2 separate regions of the Homo sapiens genome follow, and region 2 is linked to region 1. Evidence: chromatin loops called from intact Hi-C (ENCODE). Cell type or tissue: heart left ventricle. All regions are shown on one strand.

What was found. Hi-C counts contacts between places; a loop is a spot of excess contacts. Peaks named below come from ENCODE experiments on the same cell type or tissue, not always from the same donor. Only the 100,000 strongest peaks of a DNase experiment are listed, where the experiment ranks them.
Region 2: a loop joins it to region 1, with 2.1 times the contacts of the local background. A loop is called at or near these places in 15 of 110 quality-filtered maps.

The regions. Positions count from the first base shown.
Region 1 is chr1:9,480,376-9,485,375 of GRCh38, reverse strand. No RefSeq gene overlaps it. Among named protein-coding and RNA genes, the nearest start is that of LINC02606, 54 kb to the right of the region's middle. RefSeq lists a silencer at 2,340-2,540. In heart left ventricle, no CTCF peak of the experiment used is centred here; DNase peaks (open chromatin) are centred at 1,975 and 2,415.
Region 2 is chr1:9,193,593-9,198,592 of GRCh38, reverse strand. No RefSeq gene overlaps it. Among named protein-coding and RNA genes, the nearest start is that of MIR34AHG, 14 kb to the right of the region's middle. RefSeq lists an enhancer at 46-566. In heart left ventricle, CTCF peaks have their summits at 1,759 and 1,958 (motif pointing right); DNase peaks (open chromatin) are centred at 628, 1,952 and 2,342; H3K4me3 peaks cover 1,545 bases; H3K27ac peaks cover 213 bases; H3K27me3 peaks cover 1,213 bases.

The DNA.
Region 1 (5,000 bases):
CGAGCACTTACAGAGCATTTACCACGTTCCAAGCACTGGGAGAGGGAGCTGGAGGGCCCCACGCCTGGCCCTCCAGTAGCTTCCGGGCCATTGGAGGAGGCTGAGTAACAAACCGCCACCATCAGACTTGGCAACAAGTTCATTGAGGGGTTAGTTGCTGGGGCTTGGGCAGTAAAGAGAGGTGCATCAGAACCCTACAGGGTATCCAGAGAGGGCTCCCAGAGCCTGAGACACGGGAACTGAGTCTCAGAAAACAAGTGAGTGCTGGAAAGTGAGGGGCAAGGTGATCCCGAGAGCCCACAGGAGAGGCGCAAACTGAGAATTGCAGTTGTTAGATGGGGGTCCATGCAGAGGGGCAGGGGATCCCTGATTGGCAGAGCACTGGGAGCCTTCTGTTTGGGTTTGATCCCATGGGGCTGTGGCCACAAAATCAGGGGTTAGGGGTCAGCAAACTATAGCTTGCAGGCCAAATCCCTCCTGCTGCCTGTTTTTGTACAACTTGCAAGCAAAGGACGATTTTTACTTTTTTTTTGAGACAGGGTCTCACTCTGTTGCCAGGCTGGAGTGCAGTGGCGCGATCTTGATTCACTGCAACCTCTGCTTCTTGGGCTCCAGTGATCCTCCTGCCTCAGCCTCCTGAGTAGCTGGGACTATAGGCGCACACCACCATGCTGGGCTAAATTTTTGTATTTTTAGTAGAGATGGGGTTTTGCCATGTTGGCCAGGCTGGTCTTGAATTCTTGAGCTCAAGCAACCCTCTAGCCTCAGCCTCCCAAAGTGCTGGGATTACAGGTTAAGCCACTGCGCTCGGCCAAATTTATACTTTTCTTAATGGTTGGGAAAATAAATCAAAAGAAGAACAATAGTTCATGGCTGGGCGCAGTGGCTCCTGCCTGTAATCCCAGCACTTTGGGACGCCATGGCAGACAGATCACCTGAGGTCAGGAGTTTGATACCAGCCTGGCCAACATGGCAAAACCCCATCTCTACTAAAAATACAAAAATTAGCTGGGTGTGGTGGCACATGCCTGTAATCCCAGCTACTCGGGAGGCTGAGGCAGGAGAATCGCTTGAACCCAGGAGGCGGAGGTTGTAATGAGGCGAGATCACACCACTACAGCTTGGGCAACAGAGCAAGACTCCATCTCAAAAAAAAAAAAAAAAAAAAAAGAGGAGTAGTAGTTCATGACATCTGACAATGATATGAAAATCAAATTTCAGGCCAGGTTTGGTGGCTTACACCTGTAATCCCAGCATTTTGGAATGCCAAGGTGGGCAGATCACTTGAGGTCAGGAGTTCGAGACCAGCCTGGCCAACATGGTGAAAACTCGTCTCCACTAAAGATACAAAAATTAGCTGGACATGGTGGTGGGTGCTTGTAATTCCAGCTACGCAGGGGGCTGAGGCAGGAGAAAGAGAATTGTTTGAATCTGGGAGGCGGAGATCGCAGTGAGCTGAGATCATGCCACTGCTCTCTAGCCTGGATGACAGAGTGAGACTCTGTCTCAAAGAAAAGAAAAAAGAAAATCCAATTTCAGTGTCCATATATAAGGTTTGATTGGGACAAGGCTTCATCTGTTCAGAAGCTATAGGCAGTGTGTGCTCTCCAATGGCAGAGTGGAGGATTTGCACTGAGACTGGTGAACTGCAAAGCCTAAGCTTCTCACATCGAATCCTTTAGAGAAAAATTGTGGAGGCTTTGTGACATGGTATTTTAGACACCCAGTGGTATTTTAGACACCCAGTGGCAAACAGGACAGACAGAAATTGGGGCTCTTGTGGTTTCCATCCTGGAGGGGGATGCCTCTCTCCAGCATTGCCTCTTTCTGAGGGCAGAGACCACGTGGATGGGATCGGCTCCTGGTTCTAGGATTTCTCCTGTTCCTCTTCCCAGGAGTGGAGTCAGCTGTCACAGGGAGCCGGTGACCCTTAAGGCCAGGACCTGCCGGAGCCTCCCATGTCGCTGCTCGCTCTCCAGCCCTCTGGGAGAGGTGACGTGGGCCGTGTGGGGCCAGTGCAGGGCACCCTCTCTGGCATGGCGTTTATGACGTGGTTGTAACGGGCTCCAGGCCAGGAAAAAGATGTACCTGCTCCTACAAAAGCGAGCCCTTCTCATGAGTGCACTCTCTCTCCCTGGTGGAGTAGCAGTGGGAACATCTTTTACCCAGAGCTGAATGTTATTGTTTTGTTTTTCCTTCAGGGACGAACTGTTCACTCAAGGGCAGGCACCAAACCTTGTTTTCTGGGGAGGGGAGGCCACCTCCCATGGCTCCCCTGCAGGGACTCACATGGTCCTTGGAGCTCTCCCTTGAAGGCTGTGAACAAAGACAGAGCGGTCCAGCCCGGGAGTTCATAGCTCCCTTTGGAGCCCCTTGGCTCGGCCGGCCTCTGACTTCAGGGTTGCTTGGCTGAGCAGGGTGCTCCCAGTGTGCTCCTTGGTGTGAAGATATGCCTGTGTCACTTCCCGAGTGTCCCAGCAGCTGGCTCAGGCTTGGCCACCCTTGCTCAGCTGGAGAGCCCCTCCATCAGCAGAGGCAGCCTTGTCGGTGGCTAACAGCAGGGCCTGGAGCCTGAGTGCTGGGGTACAAATGTCGCTCTGCCACTTAGCAGCAGTGTGACCCGGGCAGGCTGCTTAACCTCTCTGTGCCCTTGTATCTATAAAATGTGGTAATACTAGTGCCTGCCTCGTAAAGCCTTTATGAGAATTAAGCGACTTAGCATCTGGAACATACTTAGAACAATGCCTGTGTGCAGGCCGAAGCAGACCTGTCTAGGACACTAACCCGCTGTGTTGACTTCTGATTATCACCAGTTCCAGGAACGCCTCTGAGATTTTTATTTTGTCTACTGCTCTTGCGTAAGAACATGTACTTTCGGTAAATCCTGCCTTTAGGTCAAAATAACCTTTTGAAAAAATATATTAAAAAAATATAAATAGAGACAGGGTCTCACTATATTGCCCAGGCTGGTCTTGAACTCCTAGTCTCAAATGATCTTCCCACCTCAGCCTCCCAAAGTGCTGGGATTACAGGTATGGGCCACCACACCCAGTCCCAGAACAACCTAGACCATAAGCCCTGCCCTTAGGCAGATTCACTTGGCATGCTTACCTTTCTCTACAATTGTCTTATATATTGCTTCCCTATTGGTGTATAAGCCCTGGGTCTGGGAGGGAATGGCGTAGGGATCCATCATCTTGCCTTGCAGCCGCCTGAAATGATGGCTTCTGTTCCTAAGTCCCTATTAAATTTCCCTTCCGAAGCTGGGTACGGTGGCTCATGCCTGTAATCCCAGCACTTTGGAAAGCCGAGGCAGGTAGATCATTTGAGGTCAGGAGTTTGGGACCAGCTTGGCCAACATGGTGAGACCCCATCTCTATTAAATATACAAAAATTAGCCAGGTGTGGTGGCAGGTGCCTGTAATCCCAGCTACTTGGAAGGCTGAGGCAAGAGAATCACTTGAACTCGGGAGGGGGAAGTTGCAGTGAGTTAAGATCGCGCCACTGCACTCCAGCATGGGTGACAGCGAGACTCTGTCTCGAAGACAGAGAAAAAAAGTTCCTTTCTGAGAAATGATATATCAGCCTCTTTGTTCCACCTCTCAGCTCCCTTGGACTTTGGGGGCAGGTTTGCACAGATTTGCACACTGCAAAACAATGGTGGCACAGAATGTTCCTACGCGTTTTTGTGACATAAATAAACAGAGGGAGGTCCTCAGAGGGACCCTGGCTCTCTCCTTCTCTCTGTTCCCAGAGCACTTTATGAATTTGCTCTTCTAGCACCTGGCCGTTTTGTTATAGGGTCCAGGGTGGGCACTGCCTGAAATATCTGTGCCCCGTCCATTACCTTGCAGAGCACCTGGCTCAGTGTAGGCTCTGGGTAAATGAATGAACGAATGAGACACCCCACCTTCCCCAAATTGGTAGAAAATGTTCCTGGAAAAATGAGTCCCTGTGAAGGAAACTTTGACCATAATTTCCAAAGGAATTTCAAAGCAGAGTCCATGTTTCCAGGGTTGACCAGCACGGCTGCTGGGTCTGGCTGGGAACTTGGAGGTTGGCCAAGTGAGCCCAAAGCGAGCGTGTGGCAGGGAGGGAAGAGCAGGTGCTTGTACGACAGGATGGTGAAGGAGGCTTCCAGAGGACGAAGCTTTGGGCCAGCCAGGACCTGCCCTGCTGAGCCCAGGAGAGAGGCCAGCACCTGCTGGCACTCAGCCAGTGGTGGTTTCCCCCAGGACAGTGTGGAAAGGGAGGCTTGTTCGTTCTTTTAGGCTAAGTCTTAGGAGAGACTAGGTTATTAGAATTTTAAGGGCTGGAGCTGAATGTGGTGGCTCACACCTGTAATCCTACCATTTTGGGAGGCCAAGGCGGGTGGATCACCTGAGGTCAGGAGTTCAAGAGCAGCCTGGCCAACATGGTGAAACTCCATCTCTACTAAAAATACAAAATTAGCCCGGTGTGGTGGCTGCTGCCTGTAATCCCAGCTACTTGGGAGGCTGAGGCAGGAGAATTACATGAAGCTGGGAGACAGAGGTTGCCGTGAGCCGAGATTGCACCACTGCACTACGGCCTAAGCGATAGAGAGAGATTCTGTCTCAAAAAAAAAAAAAAAAATACTGGGCATGGTGGCTCACGCCTGTAATCCCAGCACTTTGGGAGGCTGAGGCAGGTGGATCACTTGAAGTCGAGACCAGCCTGGCCAGCATCGTGAAACCCTGTCTCTACTAAAAATACAAAAATTAGCCGGGTCGGGGGTGCATGCCTGTAATCCCAGCTACTAGGGAGGCTGAGGCAAGAGAATCACTTGAACCTGGGACGCAGAGGTTTCAGTGAGCCAAGATGGCGCCACTGCACTCCAGCCTGGGTGACAGAGAGAGACTCCATCTCAAAAAAAAAAAAAAAAAAGAATTCTAGGAGCTGGGTGTGGAGTGGAGTTGGTCCAGGGAAGTTAAATATGATAGTTGGCTCCGAAGCCCAGCAGCTCCAAGGGGCATGGAGTG
Region 2 (5,000 bases), 290 kb after region 1:
ATGGGCGGTGTTCACAGGCGCTTCGGGGCTGAGCGCCCACCAAGTGTGGCGCGCGCTTTTGGGAAACTCCGTGGAAGACCAGGACGGACCCCTGGAGGGTTAGGAAGACTTTGAGACCAGCCAGGGGAAGCCGTGTCCCGGGCCCTGACTGTGGATCTCCTACTCTGAACCACGGACTCCAGTTTGGAAGGCCAGGCTGCCTTTCGGATTGGGGGGTAAGGAAGGGATCCCCAGCTCAGGCAGCCTTTTGGGCTAGGGCAAGGGGACCTCTGGAACCACATTTTTGAATGCTCCCACCCATGATTTCTGGGACAGCTACTGGAGACAAATAGAGGCTCGAAGGTGTCGGGAGAAAGGCTGTGTTCCTGATGTCATGTAGTTGAACTTGGATGTGGAGGAAGTCCAGCTTCCCCTGCAGAGTAAAACCAAGCCAGCGAATGTGGGTGGGGGCCAGCAGCTGCCGACCCTCCTGGGTGATGTGATGGGCTTAGGTGGTAGGAGCCAGGGGCCTGGGGCCAGAGAGGGCAGCCCTAAGGGGGTCTAGACAGCACCTTCTGCCCAGAATGGCAGCCTTTGGTACAAGTCTTTATTTATGCCAGTGGCATGAAAATGTCGCCCGATGAATCCCCAGGGGCCCGTTCTTGGCAAAAGCCCTGTCTCCCAGCAAGATGGGAAGTGATGTCACATTGCACTCTCCAGCCCGCTCTTCTGGGGTTGTTCGAGTTGTGAGATGGTTCGGTGACTGATGCCTCTCATTGTCCCAGACCTTGTGCTTCCCCTGGGAGACCCTCCACCCTGGTGGTTGCTTTTTCCTGTCCCCATGCTTTAGCTTGAGCATCTCCACCGTGGAGGCTGCCCTTGGAGGCTGCACTGTGCTGGGAGGAGAGGGAGACTGGAGAGGGAGAGGAGGAGGAGATGGCAGGGGCAGTGGGGCCCTCAGAGCTGGTGCAGTACTGTGCTGATGTCATCACTTTTGGGGGCCTGCTGAGGCCTGTGGCTGCTCCAGAATCGACACCAGGAGCCTCTTGCTCAGCCTGGGACAGGCACAGCATTGCGGCTGCCAGTCTCCCTGACAAGGACAAGACCTGCACCTTCCAGGCAGAGCCAACTGGCCAGCTGAGGTCCTGCGACTCCTGCAGGGATGAAGGTATAAGGAAAAGGTGAGGGCCACGAGAACCGGCAATGGGACGCTGGCGGGGCTCACCTGGCAAATTGGCAGCACCAGACTCCGGAAGAGAGGGAGCAGAAGGGAGGCAGGCCGGGGACTGCAGAGAAAGGCGCCAAGGCACTGGCAAGATCCTAGCGCCTCAGATCCTGACCGTGGCACCTCCCCACCGACCATTTTCACTTTTCACCCAATGCAGTCGGTAGTTTGCTCTGCGCTTCTCATTCTCAGCAGTTCTGATTAAAGATCAGATCCCATTTTCCTTTTATGCCTTTAAACTTTAAGCCTGGCCACCCAAGACAAATGCTCTATTCAAAGCTGGAAGATACTTAGAAATCATCTGTTACAAGTCCCCAAGCTCAGCGATGAGGACAGTGAGGCCCAGAGATTAACCGACTTTCCCAAGGACACAGGAAGCTCAGGGCAGACCTGGGATTCCCTGGGACATGTGGGACACGGATGAGATCATCAGCGCTCAACCCATCAGGCATCCTGACTCAGATGCAGTAGGACAAGGTAAGGAAACTGGGGGCTGGGAGTTGACAGAGACCTGGCGCCCTGAGAACCATGGGAGGAACCAACGGCAGCAGGCAGTGTGCCTGGGCACTGAACGCTGCCTTCGAGTCGGTCTGCAGCACCTCTGATTGACAACTGTCACTGGGCAAAGTGCCAGGGGGAGAAAACATTCGGCTTCTTTTATGGTTCCTCTTCTTTTCGATTCTGGAAAATCAGGGGGCACTTGAGCCCGGCGGCTGCCTGTTAGGTTATGAGCGCTGTAATTTAGGCTTCCTCCATCAGAGGGCTCCCGACGACACGGGAAGGAAACCGAGCTGCTTCCCATGGGGCGCAGTGGTTTGCAGAATGGGGTTTTTCATTTTATTCGATCCCACGGGTTCAGGCAGAAAAGTTTTTCATTATTAGACTCATAGAAACAGAAAGTTCGCCGTTCGGCATTTGTGTCATCTCCTAGGTCATCCCACATTCCATTTTCACAATACAGAGTGTGCGCTGTGGCTTCTGCTGCTGGCTCTCATTTCTTAGGGTAGGCCTGATTAGTCATGTGTGCATCTGTTATCTGAGGAAATGTAGCAATTTTCCCAGGAGGGGCCGGCCATCCTTCAACAGGGGGGCTAAGGAGAGGTGACGGCGGCCCACCAGCAACGATGAACTCAGCATTCTGATCCAGCTGCAAGATCTTGAAGCCAACCTTGGGTTTCAAGTCAGGCCTGGCGCCCACGTCTTGCCTGGGGAATGCTACTGATTGGCAGCACGAACCCAGACAGGAGCCCTCATGGATCAGCCACTGCGGCTGGGTCGCATCCTTCCCCCTCCAGCCTTTCCCTTTGGGATCTATCTCTGTGTCCTTGTTCGGGACTTGCTGTTCACAGTCTCAGTGCACTTTTGTGTCCAGTGAGTTCCCTCTTTTCTCTCAAATGGTTCCACTTGTATAATGCATACTAATGACCTTCAGCTACTCAGAGATGAATTGCTGCGGTTATCCAGAAGACAGCCCATTTTCTTGTACCAGGAGATGACCTCTCTTCTGCATGGTAAAATAGAGATCACACGGTGTCACACTAGAGGGTGGTGCTCTGGCTTAGGCAAGCATGAGACTGTGCTGTCAGCATCCGCGTGTGCGCAGCAAACTTGTCGGGAAAATGCTGCAGAGCCGGAAAGCTGCCAGGTCCTTCATGGAGATTTAGGTGGTGTCTCGGTCAACTTGACAGAGGTGGAGAAAGTTAGCTGAGAAATTTCACCAGGGTCATCTCAAATGGGGCCAATAGGCAAAATAGAGGGTTTTTTTTGACCCTCTGATGATGTAAAATTATATCTCCCAAATAATAATTTTTTTTTTTTGAGACAGGGTCTTGCTCTGTCACCCAGGCTAGAGTGCAGTGGTGTGATCTCAGCTCATTGTAGCCTCAACCTCCTGGGCTCAAGCAATCCTCTCATCTCAGCCTTCAGAGTAGCTGGGACTACAGGCGCCCACCACCGCCCCAGGCTATGTTTCTGTACTTTTTGTAGAGACGGGGTTTTGCCATACTGCTCAGTCTGGTCTTGAACTCCTGGGCTCAAGCGATCCGTCTGCCTCGGCCTCCCAAAGTGCCATCATACCTAGCCAAAGAATTATTTTTCTTTTTTTTTCTCTTTCTTTTTTCCTTTCCTTTACTTCTTTTTTTTTTTTTTTTTTTTTTGAAACAGGGTCTCAATCTGTCACCCAGGAGTGCAGTGGTGTGATCTTGGCTCACTGCAACCTCCGCCTCCTGGGTTCAATCAATTCTCTTGCCTCAGCCACCTGAGTAACTGGGACTGCAGGTGTGCATCTCTATGCCTGGCTAATTTTTTTATTTTTTAGTAGAGACCAGGTTTCACCATGTTGGCCAGGCTAGTCTCAAACTCCTGGCCTCAAGTGATCTGCCTGCCTCAGCCTCCCAAAGTGCTGGGATTACAGGCGTCAGCAACCGTGCCTGGCTCAAAGAATTCTTGATAGCACCTTCTTGATAATTCAGTTCAAGCCAACAATAATTTACTGGGCATTCACTGACATAAGAATCAGAGCCTGAACCAGGCATGGCGGCTCTCACCTGTAATCTCAACTACTTGGGAGGCCGAAGCAGGAGGATCACTTGGGCCCAGGAGTTCAAGACCAGCCTGGGCAACATAGCGAGACCTCATCTCAACAAAAATAAATAAATATGTTTAAAAAAAGAATCAGAGCTGTAAGTGTGTACAAAAAGTATAAAGTATGCCTGCCTTTAAAAATCATGGCTGGACATGGTGGCTTACGTCTGTAATCCCAGCACTTTGGGAGGCTGGAGTGGGAAGATTGCTTGAGGCCAGAAGTTGGAGACCAGCCTGGACAACATAGCAAGACCCCATTTAAATAAAATAATAATAACAGAAATTTTTAAAGAAAGAATAAAAAAGCATTTTACTATAGGGGTGGCAAGAAGGTGGCAAAGCACTAAGATCCAGGGGACCACTTTTCGGTGACAGAGTTGATGGTTCAGTTTGTGCCTTTTTCTCCTTCCCCTTTGATCCAAATCAAGAATGAAACTTTGACCTAAGGTAAAGAATGAAACTCAGACATTTTGCCAGCTTGCCAGATCACTTGTATTTAGAAGCATTGCTAGTTGACCTGTCCAATCCTGGGTCTCAGATTCCTATTGCAGGGCTTATGTCAATATCTGTCACTTACAGCCGGGCATGGTGACTCATGTCTGTAATCCCAATACTTTGGGAGGCCGAGGTGGGTGGATTGCTTGAGCTCTTCTGAGCTCGTAGTGAGCAGCCTGAGCCACATAGTGAGACTCCATTTCTACCAAAATTAGCTGGGTATGCTGACATGCACCTGTCGTCCCAGCTACTTGGGAGGCTGAGGTAGGAGGCTAGCTTGAGCCAGGGAGGTGGAGGTTGCAGAGAGCCGAGATCATGCCACTGCATTCCAGCCTGGGCAACCTGACCCTTCTGAGACAGAACCAGACTCTGTCTCAAAAAAAATAATATCTATCTATCTATCTATCTATCTATCTATCTATCTATCTATCTATCATATATATCTGTCACTTGTTTTCTTGGGGGTGTGTTGCTTCAGGGTCTGTCTGCTGGAGGTGGGGCATTTAGCTGTGCTTTGTGTTCAAAGGGGCATTCAGATATGTTTATATCATTACTAGTAAATGGCACAATTATATTGTGTTGCAGTGTGTGTGTGTGAAAGCATTCTATTTTTAAATTTTAAATGTTTTAAAGCATGCATTTTTCTAACCTGTTATTTCTTCCTGTTGCAAAATCCCAGGTCCCCTAAAACATGGTGGTGGCCTGTGTGTCTCACGTT